Regions from separate parts of the Homo sapiens genome. Here region 1 is linked to region 2. A link is a loop called in an ENCODE intact Hi-C map of the cell type or tissue named here. Cell type or tissue: PC-3. All regions are shown on one strand. Each heading gives the region's core, and the rest is flanking DNA. Links, peaks and the distances in the headings are about the cores only. Region 1 overlaps GULP1 (GULP PTB domain containing engulfment adaptor 1). Region 2 overlaps DIRC1 (disrupted in renal carcinoma 1).

Region 1 (5,399 bases), core at 134-5,133, 180 kb before region 2:
GTAATTGAAGTGATACTGGTTTACTAGCAGAATGAACTGATAAAATTTAAAAGTACCGTATGGTATCAAACATTTCCACATGTAACTCTCTTTCTATCTGTCATTATCTATCAATGTATCATCTATTTACCATTTGTAATATACCAGAAGATGACATAATATACAGATCTTCAGATATCCAAATAAAATAATTTTAAAGAAAAGTTTACTTACAGTATTTTAGTTTAAAGTATTTATTTTTCTAAGTATTTGCTGGCTGTTTGAAAAATATAAATAAATATGGCAAAATGTATTTTGTGATAAGAATAGATTTTTAAAAAATAATGATAAGTAGTCTCATATTTACTCAACTAAATAAAGATTGTATTCCAAGTACTGGAAAGACATTTTGAAAAACTTTCACAATGATTACATCACTGTAATTGCTATATAGTAGTAGTCTCTGTGCTGTAAACATAAAGAATATTCTTTGAACATTAATAACAAATAAAGTATGGCTTACAGCTTTGTAACTACCTTCCTCCTCTATATGATGATGTTTACATTGGATTTATAGAAAGATAAGAACATTTACATAATTATTCTAAATAAAAGTAATTTGGAGAGATGCAAAAAGATACCCAATTAGCTAACATACAAGTAGATATAGTCAGTCCAATTAAATAAAACACCCAAAGCAGAGGTGAAAACCAATGGTTACCTTTAGGAGACATTTTGTTTTCTTTAGGAATACACTGCTATCTGCATATTATTTGCCAATAATGTGTTGCATGGCCACTCCAAATTACAAATTACCTTTCTGAAACATTTCAGTTCTGTTAGTAAGAAAAAAAAGGTAGAGTATGTAGAGAGCACTACCACATTTGCTTCTACAAGGAGACCTACAATGTAACCTCCACTTTCATTGATCAGTGCAAGTCTGTGCTTTTCATCTTTTTGTAGGCCAATGTGTATAGATTTACAGGAAAGGGTAGGAATGGGGAGAGGTGGCAAGACTGGAGATGGCCCACAGTTCAATTATCTTATGCAATAAAAAAAAAAGAGATTGGAGTGAAGGAGGACAGACTCCTATGCCATTATTTTAATTCAAAATCTTGGTGGAAAAACACTTTCTTAGCAATTGTGTTCTTATACTCAATAAATCATAGACAACTTAACTTCTAAAATATGCAAGGAAGAGTAGGAGTCAAAGAAGCCAGTCCGCTACAAGCAACAGCAAGGCTAGTAGGGGAAGTTTTCTCCATGGCAAAGTAATCTGCAGTTGTGTGTTCCACAGAGGATACGGCATTGCATTTAAAAGAAGTATTTTACCCGGGCTCTGGTCAGTGCTAACCAGGAATAAGGTGAAAATCATCAGGCTATCTTGAACCTCTCATCAATTTGAAGCCTAACTATCTTAATAATATTTAAATTAATAATAATTTTTAAAGCTAACAGATTTCATTTACAATAGAATGATGTAGTAACTAGCCTTTTCTGAAAAAGAAACCTTTATCTTAATTTTATGTTTTCTCTTCTGTCTCTCATGCATGCTAACCTCACATAGATTTAAAACATTAAAGTGTTAATGGGTCTGAAAGAACTACCAGTGCTATACACCTATATAAAAATTCAGCAAGTCAACATTTGACATATAGTTATTTATTAGTTGATCAAAGCATGAATATTTCAACTTTAGTGCATAGTCTTTTTTATTCACTGATTTTATTTTGCTGTAAGCATTTCAGATATTAATTATTTTATTCTGTTTTACAGGAGGGGTTCAAAATGGGACTAACTCTTGAAGGCACAGTATTTTGTCTCGACCCGTTAGACAGTAGGTGCTGACATCAAGAACAAGAAATCCTGATTCATGTTAAATGTGTTTGTATACACATGTCATTTATTATTATTACTTTAAGATAGGTATTATTCATGTGTCAATGTTTTTGAATATTTTAATATTTTGAAAATTTTCTCAGTTAAATTTCCTCACCTTCACTATTGATCTGTAATTTTTATTTTAAAAACAGCTTACTGTAAAGTAGATCATACTTTTATGTTCCTTTCTGTTTCTACTGTAGATGAATTTGTAATTGAAAGACATATTATACAAATACCTGCCTTGTGTCTGAGTTCTATTTAGTTAGCATCTTGAAATTTGTATTCATTTTCCAGATGGCTAGTTTATTAATGATTTCCCAAAAGCCATACCTTAAAGATAACTTTTTAAATTCTGAAGAGACATGCCAATGTCAAACTAAACATGTTCTGTTTTTAAACCAACAAACATGTTACTATTCATTGGACAGATATCATTTTATGTATAAATACTGTTCACATCACTGGGAAAATGTAAACTTTAAACATAATGCCACAAGGTCACTAATTTCTAGCAGGTAAAATTATAAGGATATAAATTCCAATAATAAACCAAATGTATTTAGAGTATTTATTAGTAAATGCAAGGTGATGTTAGTTATGATCAGTTATACTCTAAATATTTAATTTGTTTTATAAAGGTAGTGAAAAAATGAAAATTTGCTATTTATTAAAAAACATTAAATTTCATTCCAAATGAGATAAGTGATATTACTATAACATCTAAGCATCATCTGATTTGATATTCCCTAAAAAACATTTGGAATATATGCTATCTATAGATTCAGTATCTACTACCCATATTTACTTTACCAAATATATTTCTCCTCACTGCATAAGGACTACTCTTCTCATATTTTCTTCTTTGATGAAGATATTTTTCACCAAAGTTTATTTTGTGATGCCCTCTTGGTTTTGATACTTTAAAATCTGTGGCACCCGTTCTACATGAATTATCAATATTTGGTAAATTCAATCTGTATTTGTTTTGTTAAAGTCAAAAATCTCATTTTCCAAAAAAAAAAAAAAAACCCAGTTACTGCTCAGTTTAGTCTTGAACATGAGCAATAAAATTCTCTTGCATTTCATTATTGATGTGCTGATGAACCTGGACTTTTAAAAATATTTGTTTCCTATACCTTTACCCTTTACCTAACAGACTAATTTGTACTCAGTAAAACAAAAATTTATGGTCAAAATTTCTAACTTGGTTCATCACATTATAAGATAAATAAATTAAATTAATGAAAATGTGACTTAGAGTAGGGGTAGCCCTCAAAAATAGATTTATCATTTACTCATTGGAATTTTCTTCAAGTGTTAAAGGTACATTTTCACTAGGAAAAGAAATCAAATATGCTTATGCAATATATATTTGTGTGTTTTTCCTTAATGTTATATGGTATATATGAGCCTTCTTGTTTAGTTTCTTTTATCTGCTAAGTTGTACCTTAATTAGAGGGCAATATATGTTTCATAAAGAAGAGTCTTTATAATTTTGTTTGTCAGATAGTATTTTGGAATTTGTATAATAAGGATGTTTAGAAGCCATATAAGTGGCTTTTTTTAACAGATAGAATTTGTATTTTTATTGTACTTTAAAAAGATTTATGTAATAGGTATATATTTAGTGGCCATTTATTATCAATGGTAACACAATGGAGTACTAAGATGGTATTTGCACATTTAAGATATGTTACTTTACCAATTTTTAATGGTAATCAACTCTGCTACTGGCATGATGAAATAGTACATAACTGGTCATTAATTATGAACATTTATTTCTCCAGTGCGTTTTTATGAAGATCTGGTTGAAAATTGTATTTCTATGTAAACTCAACGATATGTTTGGTTTTCCTGAAAATAAATGATTTTAAATAAATTAAATTGCATAATTCATTTGTTAAATAATCTCTAATTAATACAGACACATTCTGAAGCTAATTATGTAACAGATTTTCTTGATCATAAATGGAGATAAAAGAAAGGGAGGAAGAGGGAAAGGCAAAGAAGAAATAAAGGGCTTTACCTTTAACTTCATTTCTTGCAGCCCACACACATTTTAGCTTTATGAGCAAATATCATTCAGTTGTGAAAACAGTGGACTGATCCTGCTGGTGAGAGAGGTCATGATTTGCTTCCTTTTACCAGAAGCATCTGGTGCAAAAACTGTATTATGTAAATATCAATTTCATAACTGGAGGCTTTTTTTAACTTAGCAGTAATGAAAAGGGTGTCTTGGCTGATAGTTTTATAAAGGTGGAACTTGATAATAGGATGTGGATTATGACTAAGAGTGCAATCATGAAGAAGTTTTGAATCAATTTAAAACATGATGTTAAGTATTTTATGGACACGGGACTCACATGCACAGCCTTTGAACACCAAGGAACAATTCATCAATTCATTCAATAAAATTCATTTATTACTCACTTTATATGAATAACATGTACTTTATGGGGTAAGAAAACATCTAGCAAGTTTGCTAACAGATGTGTTAGCAGGTGGCATTAAATTGACAGGATCTCTGATTTCAGTCAGTTTATTGTCATAAAGTAAAAGTATGGGAAGCATATCAGTGAATAAATAAAAGCGAATATGTATCACAACACTGTGTGAACCAAAAACTTCCTCAGGAACACTTGTATTTAAGTATGTTTAAGTCTGGGTACCTCGTACTAGCTGATGTCAGGTATCAGTCATCCAGTGTGAAGTTTATCAGAGCAGGCCAATGGCAAAAATTTTCTTCGTCTCTTTTTGTTCTTTTATTTTGGATTTGGATTTTTCTAAAAAAATTTAATAATATTATGGGAATGTATTTTCAGTAGGATTTCTGATAGATAATATGTTGCATTTCTAAATACTGATTTTTTTATTCGTTTTTATGTTACTTAGCATAACCCTGAAAAAACTGGCTGTTAATGTTTTTCTATTCCAGTGTTTCCACATATACTTCCAGATTCAATATTTACTCATGATTTTGGGCTTCATCCTCTGTTAAATTACTTGAAGAATCTTGGAGTCAATTTTGACAACTGAATTTCAGACTCCACCTAAACTACACCCTGTATAGGGAACTTACAAATGTGATGGTCACAGTTGGAATTGCCCTTGGACCCCTGTGTCTCATGCAGAAAATGTCTTCTTCCTATATAACTTCAGACAAATATTTAAAATCTCACCCTTCTAAGTGCATCTCACAAATTTGACACAAACCTTAATTCTTGTACATTTATTTCATGTTTTGATCTTTTGTTGTTAAGGTCTGTGATAATCCACTAATGAAACTCCCTCCCTAAAAGCATAATTTCTCTAGAATTCTAAGTGGGATTTTCTTAATCTAGCAAGAACGCCACCTCCTAAAATCATTTATGGTCTATTTTCTTGCTTTCGAAATACAGTTTAAGAAATATGAACATTACATAAGTAGCAGACAGCATTGTCTTTCTCTGGATTCATTTTTTTCTGCTCTACTTCTTAGCTTCTAATCAATACTATGCCAATTCCAATGGCATACTTAAGAAGTAGTTGAGTTGAAA
Region 2 (5,399 bases), core at 219-5,218:
TTTTTAAGACACAGCAAAAGCAGTGCTGGAAGGAAAATTTGTAAGATTAAAAAGAGTATAGTAGGAAATAAGAAAAGTTGCAAATCAATAGTCTAAGCTCAATAATCAAGAAAAAGAAAAGTAAAATAAACCCCAAACAACTAGAAGGAAAGAAATAATAAAGATAAAAGCAGATATCAGTGAAACTGAAAAAAAAGAAAGAGAAAAAGCAATGAAACAAAAAGCCTGTTCTTTAAAACTATTAATAAAATATTCAAACCCCCAGCAAAACAAAGAAATAAGAAGACAAAAAATACTAATATCAGGAATGAAACAGGGCCTATTACTACAGACCAGATACAATAAATATTAATAGGACAAAAAATGAATAATATGAGTAAATCTCCACTGTATCCTCACCACATTATTTCCAGTATCTTGGCCATGTCTCGTACTACAGTTCTGTATTGCTTCTGTGTGCATGGGATCACTCTGTATTATTTCTTACAACTGCATGTAAATTTAAAATTATCTCAATGTTTGAAGTTTATTTATTTATGTATGTTTATTTTTATTTTTGAGATGGAGTTTCAATCTTTTTGACCAGGCCAGGGTACAATGGCGCTATCTCAGCTCACTGCAACCTCCGCCTCCCGGGTTCAAGCGATTCTCCTGCGTCAGCCTCCCGAGCAGCTGGGATTACAGGCGCCTGCCACCACGCCTGGCTAATTTTTTGTATTTTTACTAGAGACGAGGTTTCACCATATTGGCCAGGATGGTCTCGATCTCTTGACCCCCTGATCTGCCCGCCTTGGCCTCCCAAAGTGCTGGGATTACAGGCGTGAGCCACCGTGCCCGTCCTTGAGGTTTATTTTTAACAACAAACAGGTACTGATGCTACTGTTTTTGTAGTGAAGACGTTATCTGTAGTTTACTGAGTGACTATGAAACTATAATTGCTCATCATTCCTTCTTTGCGGGGGTACAGGATATTTCTTTCACCCCAGGTGGAGTTCAGTGACACAATTATACCTCGCTGCATTCTTGACCTCCTAGACTCAAGTAATCCTTCCATCTCAGCCTCCTGAGTGACTGGGACTACAGGTGTGTGACACCACGTATGGCTAATTTTTAAATTTTTTGTACAGACAGTGTCTCAGTATGTTGACCAGGCTTGTCAGAAACTCCTGGGCTCAAGTGACCTCCCAATATGCTGGGGATTACACGTGTGAGCCACTCTACCCGGACTCATTATTCATCACTCCTTTTTAAACTATGGAAGATAAGACATGTGTTTATATGTAATTCTACATTTATACACAATTTTATTATATGCATATAATCAATAAAATTATATTTTATTGATATGTACACAATACAATTCCATCACTTAAAATGGACAATTTGATAGTTTCTAGTAAATTCACAGATTTGTATAACCATCACTACAATCAATTTAAGAACATTTTCATTACCCCCAAAAGAAACTTACCAGTTAGCTGTCTCTCCTCCAATATCCTTCCTCCCCACAGCCTAGGCAAGCATTAACATACTTTCTGCTTCTACAGAATTGTCTATTCTGGATACATTAAATAAATGGAAATATGCAATATGTGTCCCTCTGTGACCAGCTTCTATTAGCATGTTTTCAAGGTTCATCTCATGGGAAGTCATTATTTTGTTCCTAAAGATATCCATGCCCTAATCTCTTTGTGCATGTGTTAGGTTACCTAGAAAAGAGAATTAAAGTTGCAGACAGAATTAAGACTGTTCATCAGTTCCCTGAAAATAAGATTGTCCTGGATTATCAGGAAAATCCAATGTCATCACAAGAGTGCTTAAAACTGCAAGAGAAAGAAGAGGAGGTCTGAATGATGTGTGAGGACTGGATCCACCATTGCTGGTTTTGCAGGTGAAGAAAGAAAGTCATGAACCATGGAATGTGGTAGTCTCTAGTTCCTGGAAAAGGTTTAAAAAAAAAATATTCCCTGTAGAATCTCCAGAAAAGAACACAGCCCTGCTGACACTATCTATGATTTTAACTCAGTGAGACTTCCAATCAATAGAACTGTAATAGAATAAATTCGCATTAATTTAAGACACTAAATTTGTGGTAATTTGAACTAATATATTTTTAATGTAAGTCTTTAGAGTTATGCATTTCTTTCCAAGCACTGCTTTAACTCCATTCCATAATGTTAGCATGTTGTGTCTTTATTTCCATTCATCTCAAGATAGTTTCTAATGTCCTCTGTGATTTCTTTTTTGACTTACTAATTATTTAGGATTGTGTTATGTTTCACATATTCATAAATTTCCCTAATTTCTTTGTTATTGATTTGTAATTTTATTTCATTTATGCTAGAGAGCACATTTCCTTAATTTAAATAATCCTTTAAAAGGATTATTTCAATCCTTTTATATTTTCTTTATGTATTAAGGCTGGCTTTGTGGCTATCATATGGCATATCCTGAAAAAATATTCTATGTGCACTTGAAAAGAATGTCAAGTGTGTAATGCTCTTGGAATTGGATGTGCGTAATGCTCTTGGAATTCAGAAAGTAATCAGAGAAAACATTGTTAGGCAAAGAGATAGAAACTTGTAGAATACACATAAATATCAGATAATACATATGCTTGACTCTAATTTTTAGGACTAATGTGATTGAGAATATGTTATGGACAAACCATGGGAAAATCTTGAACACCAGGAGAAAGAACATGGGGATTTTTTTCTAAGCTTTATAAAAGCAGTGGTTGGGCCGGGTGCGGTGGCTCACACCTGTAATCCCAGCACTTTGGGAGGCGGAGGCAGGTGGATCATGAGGTCAGGAGATCGAGACCATCTTGGCTAACACGGTGAAACCCCGTCCCTACTAAAAATACAAAAAATTAGCTGGGCGTGGTGGCGGGTGCCTGTAGTCCCAGCTACTCTGGAGGCTGAGGCAGGAGAATGGCATGAACCCGGGAGGCGGAGATTGCAGTGAGCCGAGGTGGCGCCACTGCACTGCAGCCTGGGCGACAGAACGAGACTCCGTCTCAAAAAAAAAAGCAGTGGTTGATTTTGAAGTTGGAGAACAAATGTTCAGTGCCTTACTTCAGGATGAAAAATACTTGGCACTAATGTGGAAAAAAAATAATTCAAAACTCTGCTATTGATCTACAAATTAAGTGTCCCTGAATGAAAATGTGTTCCTTATATACGTACTTTAGAATTGACTGCAGGGATTACAATCTCGTTCATCATTGCTAGCAAATATCCACAACTAGTTTCCATCTCCACCTTCTGCCTGTTGAGTACTCATTCTGTGACCTCAAGAAATGCACCTGATTTCTTTAAGCAAACCTTCTAGAAATCACTTTGATTGCATGTAAGTACAGAGAATTTACTTAAGTATACCAAAGTCGTAAGTAGCAGTAGGACTCAAACAGCTTTAGATTCTGAGGTTTACATATGTATTTACCAACCTAGACTATTAAATATTTTATATAGTTTTTATAAACTGGATTTATAGTTTTAAAGCTAAATTTTGAGATAACATTGTTACTCAAAAAAGTTATTCTTCCCTGCAATCTTAATTCAAATGATTCATTCATATGGGAGCATTTCTAAATAAATTATATGATATCGTATGACTATTTTTAAAAAAAAAACAGCATAAAAATGGAAATACATTTTTTAAAAGAATTTTCTGAAACTCTTGTTGGATCTATTTGAGATTTGGAAAATAACCTTAAAGGTGTTTTAAAGTTGAAATTAAATTTATAATGTTACTTCTTGAGCATTATAACACATGAACTGGGAATGTAGGGTTAAATTATAAAAATAACAACAGGCACACTACTCCTTCACTGCAGTTCCACCCTGAGTACAGATAGTTAAATTCTGTAGAATAATCCTGCAATCAGTCCCTTAAACGTTGTTATTATTTGAGGTTCTGTTCTAGTCATCTCTTGGATATTTCCCTGAACCTTTAGTAAATCACATTGTTCTATGAAAGTGGTTGCATAAGAAACCATTATTTTGACATCTATTTATGAATTTTCTAGGCTGAGTACAGATTTACTTGTAAGATGCTATTATTTGCAAAGACAATATGATTTTATTCCCAAATTCTGATTTTATTCTAATAATCAACACCACAAGAACATAGAACCAGCTGCAGAAAATGATTTCTGTGGTATGTTCCTCCTGGAGTCAATAATATGCATCTTAGGAGTTTGGTTTCACTAATACAGAGGTACTTAGATGGTGAATGCTGCTATTTCTAAGGAGAAGCTTATCTTCCCGTTAAACTCAATCTACCTACAAAAGTGAACAGAAGTTTAAGTCAAGGGTGAAAAAGTGCCTCTATTAAGTTACAATTAGGCCAATCAATATCTGACAGAGATTAAAAGCAGTGACAAGTTTAAAACACATTTTATTCATGGACAACCATAAAATTATAAATTGTAAAGAATATTAAGTTTTGCCTATGAGTTTCATTTTTACCAGAATTTGAAAATAATTCAAGAATTAATATTACCATTGTTATTTAAAATGACAATCACATCTAGTCATTTTTTAATAACTTGAATAGCATTATAAGAAAATGAAACAGAGCCAGAAAGAGGTTTCGAAGCCCTAAGCACTGAAAAGATTATCGTTTTCCCTGCTTTGGTTTAAAATAAAAAAAGATGAAGTAACTTGTAAAGAATGCAAAATTTTCTAATTTTTTTCATGAAAACGACTTCAATTTATTTTTTATTTTTTGTTTTTTTGAGACTGAGTCTCGTTCTGTCACCTAGGTTGGAATGTAGTGGTGTGATCTTGGCTCACTGCAACCTCCACCTCCTGGGTTCAAGCGATTCTCCTGTCTCAGCCTCCTGAGTAGGTGGGCTTACAGAAGCAAGTGGACACCACCACCACACCTGGCTAATTTTTATATTTTTAGTAGAGACGGGGTTTCACCATGTTGGCCAGGCTGGTCTCAAACTCCTGACCGCAGGTGATCTGCCTGCCTTAGCCTCCCAAAGTGCTGGAATTCAACGCACCCAGCCAAAAACTACTTCAAGTTTTTTGAAGTACCAAAAATAAAACTATTTCAAAAACATATTTAGTGCCTTGAATTTCTGCTGCATGCACTTGGCCTCCCTGGGAATTAGATTAATTGTCATGCTAGGAGATATTCTCCTATTCAGTCTGAAGGCCTAGGAAGTCACACAGGATAGTCTTTGTTTTGTTGGGAGGATGGGCACTCTGTGGTTAATGAGAATGGTTACAAATGGGGCAAACAAGAGAAAAATAACAATCTTATAAACTTCCCTTTGCTACTGCTATTATAGTCTTAATGAAAAGCCGCTAGATGCTACTGGCCCAAGTGAGAAGTAGTCATTGTATCAATTTAGTCCCATAATAAGTTGGCACAGTCCATTTTTT

What was found. A loop is a pair of places that touch in the nucleus more often than their neighbours do. Peaks named below come from ENCODE experiments on the same cell type or tissue, not always from the same donor. Only the 100,000 strongest peaks of a DNase experiment are listed, where the experiment ranks them.
Region 1: it touches region 2 in a loop (1.9-fold over the local background); 2 of 110 quality-filtered maps call a loop at or near these places.

What each region holds. Positions count from the first base shown.
Region 1 is chr2:188,592,185-188,597,583 of GRCh38, forward strand. It overlaps GULP1 (GULP PTB domain containing engulfment adaptor 1), which reads left to right. Exons shown (of 12, transcript NM_016315.4): 12 at 1,756-3,742. The coding sequence ends at 1,827. Among named protein-coding and RNA genes, the nearest start is that of DIRC1, 200 kb to the right of the region's middle. In PC-3, for the core only: no CTCF peak of the experiment used is centred there; no DNase peak of the experiment used is centred there.
Region 2 is chr2:188,774,309-188,779,707 of GRCh38, forward strand. The region is part of intron 1 of DIRC1 (disrupted in renal carcinoma 1); the gene reads right to left. Among named protein-coding and RNA genes, the nearest start is that of DIRC1, 13 kb to the right of the region's middle. In PC-3, for the core only: no CTCF peak of the experiment used is centred there; a DNase peak (open chromatin) is centred at 2,513; H3K27ac peaks cover 470 bases.